Linked DNA regions of Homo sapiens: region 1 is linked to region 2. A link is a loop called in an ENCODE intact Hi-C map of the cell type or tissue named here. Cell type or tissue: dorsolateral prefrontal cortex. All regions are shown on one strand. Region 1 overlaps ANKS1A (ankyrin repeat and sterile alpha motif domain containing 1A). Region 2 holds the start of TCP11 (t-complex 11).

Region 1 (5,000 bases), 91 kb after region 2:
ATAAAAGGTTAGTTTGCTTTCCACTTCCGCTCTGTTGTCCTCTGAGTGCTCCAGTCCAGTAAAACCTATTTTTAAAGTTGTAAAAATATTTTTACTTACACTTATTTTTTGATACATTCACATGATTCAAAATTCAAAAGATACAAAATGTTATTCAGAGAAAAGTCTCCCTTACCCATCTCCCAGTTGCCTCTCCGCATTCTATTCTACTCACACGCAGAGCTTAACACTGTAGACACCAATGAGGGTTGGCATCAAGCGTATTTTATTTGCCTTGTCACCCGCTGGGCCTGGCACATGGTAAATAGAGAACCTATTGAATGAATCTGTGAATGAACCAAAGTGTAGTTTCCATTTCTTTAGAGTCTGCACTGGAAAAGCTGTTCTCCACGGCCATGCAGCGTGCTGGGGAAGGAAAGGGCTGAAATGGTGGGGTGACTCCAGGGTATCCTCTGAAATAAAGTCATATTATATATTTCATTATCACCATAATCACTTAACATCCGAAGCCCCAGCTGGCCTGTCCAATCAGCATCCGTTGGTGGTACAATTTGTGAAATTTTGCCGAAGGGCCTTTTGGCATCAGAGTGAACAGAGTTGAGCACCCTCGCTGCTTCTCCGCTCTGCTCTTTCCTGCTTGCCCCAGGAGTCACCCACTAGTCAACTGACATAGGCCAGCAGAAGCCCAGGTTTCTTTTCTTTTCTTTTTTTTTTCTTTGAGACATGGTCTTGCTCTGTCACCCAGGCTGGAGTGCAGTGGCGCAATCATGGCTCACTGAAACCTTGAACTCCTGGGCTCAGGGGATCCTCCCGCGTCAGCCTCCCAAAGCACTGGGGTTACAGGTGCCTGACCCAGAAACCCGGGTATCCATGTGAGGTGTTCCAGACTGCAGACCGGCTGGGAAATGCTAATGGATGCTCTCAGGACGATTTTGCCCAGGCTAGGAAGTTGTTCTATTGTTCTGTGAACTGCCATGGCTAAGTCAAGCTGAGCTGGTTCTAGTTCCAGAAAAACTCAGGGTCCTCGGCAATGGACTCACAGCCTGTAACCCTGGACTCCTTCCTCAGCAACTGGAACCTGTCTTGGTGGAAGCTCAGGGCCAGGAGGGACATGGCAGCGAAGAGGTCCTGTTTGGGCAGAGATTGGCAGGTCCCCACCCTGGCACCACAGAGTGTCTGGAGCTGTGGTCTGCCCAAGCCCTCAGCCTGAGCTGTGCAGATGGGGAGAAGCCGGAGCTCATCTTCTCTCCTTGCCTCAGACTCACCCTCATGCCCAGAACCAGCAGAGAGGAAATAAGATCATTTCAATCTACACAAAGAAGAGCGTTCAGACACAGCAGATATCATTCTGATCTATACACTTCATGCAGTTTAACCTCCTAGCTTTAAGTTAAAAAAAAATCTGAACAGGCAGCTTTCCCAGAAATGGTCTGCATTTCAGGGGAAGAGGCAGGTTAAGTGTAATGGACGGGCACCATTTAGTGTTCTCCTCTTTTTCTGTGGTTTTGGATGAGTGACATTTTTGGAGAGAGATGAGAAATGGCCATGCTTCCTTATTAGTGCACTTCACGTGAACTGACTGAAAACTTATACTCGTGTTTGTTAATATAAGGACTTGAAAGTTATCACCATAATGGACTCTTGTCTTCAAAAAATGCTTGGAAATACTCCATTTTCAAAAAGTTTTCAGGACGACTCTGTTTAGACTATTTTTCCCTGCCAGGGCTGTGTAAAATGTATTCCCCATATGGCTGAAAACAAGAACAAAAACAAACACTGGAGATACTGCTGCTCAGGCCATCTGACATCTGCTTGTTTAGACCGCAGGATTCTGGCTGCCCACGGGGTGGGGATGGGAGGTGGAGCTCTGTATGGAGAGGTCTCCATCCCCCATCACCAGGCGGCAGAGCCACGCAGATGACAACTAGCTTTTTAATAAATACTGGGAGTTGAAGGAGGGGAAAGAAAGAGTTTTGATGGGTCTTCTGTGTGCCAGGAAGTGTGTTGGGCACAGGCGGACCTCAAGCTTTGGTGTAACTTGGCTCCCTTTCAGGAGGCAGTACAAGTCACGGCTGTGTGCAGGGCTACGACATGGGGCCAAATATCAGGAGAGCAGGAATCAGTCTGGTCAATATGTCTTTCGTTGGGGCCCCATGTAGAGGAGGATGGGAAAGGAATCACTTTCCTTTTACTTTCCTTTGGTGTAAATGGGAGCACGAGAGAAGTTTCTATAACTGAGTTGGCTCCTGACATCAGACATTCCCTCCTAACACCCTTTCTGCTGCCTGGGAGCTGTTGGTGCCCTAGGACCCCCTGCCAGTTGGAAAACACACATCAGTCTCCTTAGGCCTGAGCCACGGGGCGGGAGACACCTTCCACCTCGCCTCTTCCACTCGGCACTGATGACCTTATTGGCCCAGAAACACCTTCTGCTTTGCAGGATTACTTCCCTGATTAACTGTTTTATGGTGTGTCCCAGAGACACTAAAGAACCATTCAGGGTAAGGACCCTGCGCCACGCTGTTTTCTTTAGATCCCACCATATGCCTTGTACACAGCTAGCACACTGGTGGTGTTCGATGACAAATGTTTGTTAGCTATCGCTAATACACTGGTCACTTTTACACTAACAGGGGAAGGGGGGAAGGCAGCCAACACTCTCCCTTCTGGACCAGTATGAATTCTCTAACTCCCTTTCCCTCCTCATTTTTACGTTTTTCTGACTCTCTGAGTTGCTGGCACAAGGTTGGCACTCCCCCAAAGCACCTCACACTCCACAACTTTCAGCTGATCCCTTCTCTGAGCAATCCTGCAGAGCCTCGACTCACAGCCAAGCAAACTTATTACCCTACTTTTCAGGTGAGGAAACTGAAGCTCTCCTCCACAGGCACTCCCAAACTGCCCACAGAGGGCAGTGCTCTCACTTTCGCTGGTGCCACTGGCAGCCGAACCTGCTTCCTGCTGCACGGGGGCAAAGTGGCAGACCCTCTCCTCTGGCTCGATGGCCTTGCTTGGACAGTGCTCCCCCTTCCCAGGAGCCGGGGGCTGAGCGACTGAGCCGCAGCCTCCTCAGCCTCACCAGATGCTCTGTGCCGATCCCATCAGGCGACTGCTGACGTCAAAATCAGTTCCTTAGGCTGTGCAGAGAACCCTAAAGACTGCTGACAGCTGCACTCTCAGGCCCAGAAACCACATAAGAATTCATCACCATCTCTGTCTTCTGCCTCTTAGCAGCAGACGCCTCTCAGCCTAGAGTGGGCTTTGATTCCACATCTGAAAAAGGGTCACTGGCCAGGGTCTGGGTGATTTTTTTTCCTTCTCCTCCCAGACTGAATTGCGCATGGCCTCAGGAAAACAAAGATGGATTGAAGTAAATTATTTGTCCTGATTTTCTAACCTTGTCAACTGCTTTTAGGAGAGGGAGGCAGAAGGGGATGGGGGAGGGGAAAGGCGCATGGCAGGGAATGAGTAACTATCTGCCAGCGGGCTCAGGGCTGTCCTTGCCGAGGCGACCAGACATGGCGGCTAACAATGAGGAACTCCCTTTTCCACAGAGCGGGCTCAGTCTCCACTTCAGCTGTGTCTTACCGTGGGGCATTTGGGTTGTTACCATGTTAATTGCTGTGTCCCCCTACTTCAATCCCCTTTACATCGTCACCTTCTTTTTCAACTCCCCTTTTCCTACTAGGCTGAGAGACAACAGAGCTGTTTTGTTTCAAAAGTGCTTTGTCCGTCTTCCCTGACAAAGGCTCCAATTAAAGCCTGCCTTTTGTCTTTGCACCAGGCTAGGCTGGTGGAGAGAGGAAAGCCACGGAGCTCTGGCTTCCAGAGCGTGGTCTAAGGCTCTAACCTCCCACCTGCCCCCTCATTTTTGTCTTTCCTATACCTCTTGGGTTGCTGATATTTGGTCTTGCTCCCCAAAAGCACCTCACACCCCGCAACTACCAGCTGGCCCTTTCCCTGACTCAGAGGTCAGGGCTTAGGCCCACATCTGCAGCTTGACAGAAAGGAAATACATGGACATGACATGAACATGACCGGGAGGAAATACATGGCCCTGACTTGACATGACGTGAAGGAAATACACGGAACCAATACTTGCCAAATGACCTTCTCATACCAGAACAGCCTAATGTAAAAGTAATCTTTTACTCAAAGCGCCAAGAAACTGCTGAAAGAATAAAAAAGTTGGGAGACCTAGATTCCAATTAACTTTATTACTGCTTGCCACATAACTCTGGGTTATAAGCCAAGTACTGGCTTCAATAAGTGGGACAAGAATCTAAAAGATTAATGAGGATTATGTATTTGGGTTCTAGTTCAATGTACACAATCTACTTTTCACCCAGGCATGGTGGGGAGGGGTGAGGAGGAAGTACACAAACCTCAGAAAGCCTGCAGTTACCTAAAAACACTGGTTAATCTGCCAGTTGGTCCTTCGGGCACCCCCACCAGCCTCCAAGTAACTGTCTCTCGGTCTGGTTCTTTCACAATCTGAATGTCATTACAGCACACTGCTGGTCTGGCTGTGGATAAAACCAGGCCAAAGAAAACATCCTAAACTTCTACTCAGAATCAATTTCCTTAGCAGTGTGGCCAGGGAAAGGGGTCTTAGCTCCTCAGATTCTACAGGGGAACACCTGTCTTATAATATCAGGGTGGTCAAATGTAGGATTCTGAGTACCAAATTATATATACTTAAGGTTTAAAAATACATACATACATACTTAATACAAATACACTATCAGGATCCATCAGCTGCCTTGAGATTTCCTGCAGTTTACCACTCCTAATTACCTCTGAACTTGCGAAACAGGAAGAAGGTGTATAAATGAAGTTGACAGAGTCCCTAGACTTCAGTTTAAAGCACTAGTTAAAACCTTTCAGATAAGACATACAAAAGAGCACATGCTGCAGTGATTCCATTTATATGAAGTTCTAGAATAGGCAAAATTTAGAGTGGAAAACTACCAGAAGAGGCTGGGTGAGGACTGGCTGGC
Region 2 (5,000 bases):
ATTTTTAAAGAGAAATCAATAACCCAGCCTAAATATCTCCCTATGTAATAAGGAAGCATCATATTTCATTGAACTCTTTGCTGAAGTCATCATGCAACTTCCTCCCACTTCTGGTGGTTTTAGGGTGAAGGCTGGCCTGCTTCACAGTTGGCATCCCTGAGGGAAATAGCAGGAGAGGGCGAGGAGGAGGAAGGGGTAGGTTTGGTATGGATGAGTCTGAGATGCTCTGGATAAACAGTAACTTGGCTAGGCCACTCCCCTGGTATATGCCTGGGCCTCAAGGTGGAATGGACTTTTTTTAAGCACAAATGCTTTTGGGTGTCTTTATAATTTCCCCCTCCAAACCCAAGAGTTGTGCAAGAAACATCCACACTCCACACTAACAAGGCAAAGGTTGTTTTTGTTTTTTTTTTTTTGAGACGGAGTTTTGCTCTTGTTGCCCAGTCCGGAGTGCAATGGCGTGATCTCGGCTCACCGCAACCTCTGCCTCCCAGGTTTAAGCGGTTCTCCTGCTGCAGCCTCCTGAGTAGCTGGGATTACAGGCATGAGCCACCACGCCCAGCTAATTTTGTATTTTTAGTAGAGACGGGGTTTCTCCATGTTGGTCAGGCTGGTCTCAAACTCCTGACCTCAGGTGATCCACCCGCCTCGGCTTCCCAAAGCCCTGGGATGACAGGCTCGAGCCACCGCGCCTGGCCTTGTTTTGTTTTTTTGAGACAGAGTCTCGCTCTGTTGCCCAGGCTGGAGTGCAGTGGCGCAATCTCAGCTCACTGCAACCACGGCCTCCCGGATTCAAGCAATTCTCTGCCTCAGCCTCCCGAATAGCTGGGAATGCAGGCGCCCGCCACCACGCCCGGCTAATTTTTGTATTTTTAGTAGAGTCGGGGTTTCACCATGTTGGCCAGGCTGGACTCGAACTCCTGACAGGAGATCTGCTGGACTCAGGTGTCAGCCACCGCGCCCGGATTCTTACCATAATACTTTCATCTTTTGTTTTGTTTTGTTACTGTACACTTTTATGGTAAGAAGTCATGACACAGTAATAAAGAGAGACGGGAGCAGGTGAAGAGGAAACGCTTCCTTTCTATTTTCTCAGGCAGGGGCACTCCAGGTCTTCACATCACTGCAAGGGCGACAGAGTAGACTTAGAGTCAAGAAAGGCAAGGGCTAGAGCCCAGGAGGCGGAGGGCGACAACGGGCGGAACCCCAGTGGGCAGAGCCTGGCCCCAGCCCTGGCGGCTCCTCCGCTTCTCCCACATGTGAGGAAAGAGCGCGGCCCCTGCGCCCCTGCGGCACACGCTGTGAAACAACCCTCCTGGGTGTGGCTCGGCTTCTCGGCTGTCCAAACAGCCTGAAGAAAAGCCCCATGCATGCTCTGGCCTCGTCTCAGCAGTTCCAGGCCATCCTTCTCGAGGGGCGGGAGCTGACCGGCATGAACCGGCCGCAGCGAGCCGCTCGAGGCCTGGTTGGCTTCGAGCTCAGGAGGGACGCACGAGCCTGCCGCTTCCGGCTCTGGCGGGGGGGGCACGTGCCCCGTCCCGTTGCCCCGGCGACCGCGGCGGTTTGTTCTCAGGCCCCGGCCTTTCTCACCGTGCGACGCCCCAACCCGCCGCTCCGCCGCGGTGGTACGCTCCAGGCCGCCAGGCCGCGAGGCCCACCGAGCGGACGCCAGTGGATGACCCGCGGCGGGGGAGGAGGAGGTGACGGCCTGGGAGCCGGAGGCGGGCCTGGGCCGGCGTTTCGGGCGAGGGGGGCACCTCGCCGCGAAGGAAGGGGCCTTCCCACGCTTCCCGCCCTGCGCCGGGCTTCTGTGGCTTTAGTTTCCTCGTTGCCGCCCAGCGCTCCACTTCTGTCCCACTCTCGACTTCCGCTCCTCCACGCTCCTTTGCCCCTTTCTGCCCCTCAGCACCCCCAAGACCCTGAGGCCGCTACCCCCCTTCCCGCCGCCCCCAGGGACCCCCTTGGCAATTGGGGAGGCCCCTTCCCCGACGCCAACAACACGCCTTTCTCCCTCACCCAGATACCATCAGCAAAATGCCAGACGTCAAGGAGAGTGTGCCCCCGAAATATCCTGGCGACTCAGAGGGCAGGTCCTGTAAGCCCGAAACCTCAGGACCCCCCCAGGAAGACAAGAGCGGCTCCGAGGACCCCCCTCCCTGTAGGTCCAGCTCGGCAGTCCCTGTGGCCCCCTAGGGGGTGCTTAGTGTGGGGGGTCCGCAGGCCCCCCCATCCCCCAAGTTTTCTCTCTTCACTATCCCTCTCTCGTTTGTCTTTCTCCGTTTCTCCCCCACCCGCCTTTACTTACAGGCCCGAGGGCAGAGGTCTTCAAAGAGTTTTTGGTTCTAGAGAAAGAAGTGACCCAAGCGTGATTACTTGAATCTGACAAGATTTGAGACTGAGTCGGTTCAAAGCCCTCCTTTGTATTGTATTTTGAATATGTAGGGGGGATTGGCAGATAGATCTGGGATTGATTTTAAAGAACCCAAATGATCCCAGACGGGAATTGGGTTTTCTCAGCGCTTTGCTAACTCAAGAAATAGTAGTGTCCTGGGCCCAGTCTCTAGCTCGGTTCTGTAGTGGGTGTTCTTTTGTGTTCTTGTTGGGGCACAAGGTCTTCTCCGCGCTTCGTGGTAGGTCCAGTCTCACTGGGACTCATGCTGTATTTCTCTTAATCTCCAGAGAACGTAACTAGTCATCAAACTGAGGAGCTGTCCGTGTGCAACAACTCAAGATAAAATTCTTGACTATTGAAATGCGAAAAATTAGATTGAGGCTTTGCGGCTGAATTAGATTGGTTTTTCTTGTGGCCACATGAGGTCGCTGCTGGTTAACTGAATGGCACCAAAAGGCATATTGGGGTCATTTCCAACAGCTATGAACCTGAGGTAGGATGAAAAATCCGTTTTTTTGTACACACAATTTAAGTTTTTGAGGTGTCTATTTAAATGAGTCCATATATAAAACAACTCTCAGTAAAATGAATAATCAAATTCCTTTTTAAAAAAATTTGAAATTTTGTGTATTAGGTTGACTTGGTTGTTATATTACTTGAAAATGTCTTTGTCCTTGGGATCTGGATTTTTAAAATCTATTTCGGTTAAATTTTATCTCTAATTTCTCTTTGAGCTCTCCTCATTCCTGAATTTTAGAGCTGTTTTGGAATTGCTTAGTGCTGTGTAACTTTTGAGCAACAGAAGTCTTATCAAGGCAGGCTATGAACTTTGATTTGTTGTAGTTGGAAAGTGTTTCTGTGTATATTTCCCTCCGTCCCTCAATAAGCTGCTGTAGTTCAATCCCCTTCTGAAGATTTTCTCTTAGCTCTCATTTAGCATTAGTGAATTAGCAGTGAGTCTGTTTACATATTTGATTGTGTTTTGCCATTTTGGCTGAAACTAAAGACTTCAGAGAGGCTGCAGAAATAAAGGGAACCTCAAGCGTCCACTTAAGGTCCAGTTCACCTTCATGTTTACCTAAGCAGAGACTCAGTGGATTTTTGGTAAAGGTCTACAATCTCCTTAACTTTTTATTTTTAAATATCGTAAGTCTGCTGGAAAGTAAAAAATAATACAGTGAATGCCCACAGTGTTAATATTCTGCCGTATTGCTTTTTCTCTCTCCCTGTATTTCCCCCTCCTGCCTTTTAAAATTGCAACGTCTTGACTTCTTTTAATTTTTGTTGTTGTTGATGGGTTTTTTTTTTTTTATAAACTAGCTGTTTTTTGAGACGGAGTCTCTGTCACCCAGGCTAGAGTGCAATGGTGCGATCTCGGCTCACTGCAACCTCCACCTCCTGGGTTCAAGCGATTCTCCTGCCTTAGCCTCCTGAGTAGCTGGGATTATAAGCATGTGCCACCATGCCCAGCTAATTTTTGTATTTTTAGGAGAGACGGGGTTTCACCATGTCGGCCAGGCTGGTCTCGAACTCCTGACCTCAGGTGATCTGCCTGCCTTAGCCTCCCAAAGTGCTGGGATTATAGGCAAGAGCCACAGCACCTGGCCTTGACTTCTTTTAATTTTTAAATTTTTGTGGGTACATAGTAGGTGTGTATATTTATCAGGTATATGGGATATTTTGATACAGGCATACAATGTGTAATAATCACATCAGGGTAAATGCGGTACACATCATCTCAAGGATTTATCCTTTGTGTTACAAACAATCCAATTATACTCTTTTAGTTATTTTAAAATGTGCAACTAAATTATTGTTGACTACAGTCATTCTGTTCTCTCAAATACTAGATCTTATTCATTCTATTTTTTGTACCCATTAACCATCTGTGCTTCCCTGCAACCCCCCAACCCCCCACCCAACTACCCTTCCCAGCCTCTGGTTATCTGTCATTCTATTCTCTATCTACATGAGTTCAATTGTTTTAATTTTTAGCTCCCACAAATAAGTGAGAACATGTGAAGTTTTTCTTTCTGTGCCTGGCTTAATTCACTTAACATAATGACCTCCTGTTCCATCTGCGTTGTTGCGGATAACAAGATCTTGTGTTGTTTTTTTGTTTTTGGCTGAATAGCACTCCATTGTGTATATCTACCATTTGTCTGTTGATGGACACAGGTTGCTTCCAAATCTTGGCTATCATAAATAGTGCTGAAATAAACATGGGAGTGCAGATATCTCTTCGATAGATTGATTTCCTTTCTTTTGGGTATATACCCAGCAGTGGGATTGCTGGATCATGTGGTAGCTCTATTTTTAGGTTTTTGAGGAACCTCCAAACTATTCTCCATAGTGGCTGTACTAATTTACATTCCCACCAACAGTGTATGAGGGTTCCCTTTCCTCCACATCCTCACCAGCGTTTGTTATTGCCTGAGTTTTGGATAAAAGCCATTTTAACTGGGGTGAGATACAAAGTCATGACTTTACCTCTAAATATTTCATCATGTATCTAAGAACAGGGGCATTCTCCTGTGTAACTTTTCTACAGTAACCTTATTTTTCCTTTTTACATTTTCAAATCTTTTTACTATAGAAAAATTATACA

What was found. Peaks named below come from ENCODE experiments on the same cell type or tissue, not always from the same donor. Only the 100,000 strongest peaks of a DNase experiment are listed, where the experiment ranks them.
Region 1: a loop joins it to region 2, with 5 times the contacts of the local background. A loop is called at or near these places in 10 of 110 quality-filtered maps.

Annotation. Positions count from the first base shown.
Region 1 is chr6:35,046,912-35,051,911 of GRCh38, reverse strand. All of the region lies in intron 11 of ANKS1A (ankyrin repeat and sterile alpha motif domain containing 1A), which reads right to left. Among named protein-coding and RNA genes, the nearest start is that of TCP11, 92 kb to the left of the region's middle. RefSeq lists enhancers at 2,442-3,288, 3,289-4,137. In dorsolateral prefrontal cortex, CTCF peaks have their summits at 1,841, 2,673 and 2,885 (motif pointing right); DNase peaks (open chromatin) are centred at 1,861, 3,091 and 3,481; H3K4me3 peaks cover 2,928 bases; H3K27ac peaks cover 5,000 bases.
Region 2 is chr6:35,137,905-35,142,904 of GRCh38, reverse strand. It overlaps TCP11 (t-complex 11), which reads left to right and starts at 1,566. Exons shown (of 10, transcript NM_001370687.1): 1 at 1,566-1,700; 2 at 2,021-2,158. The coding sequence starts at 2,035. In dorsolateral prefrontal cortex, CTCF peaks have their summits at 2,610 and 2,813 (motif pointing right); a DNase peak (open chromatin) is centred at 2,804; H3K27me3 peaks cover 700 bases.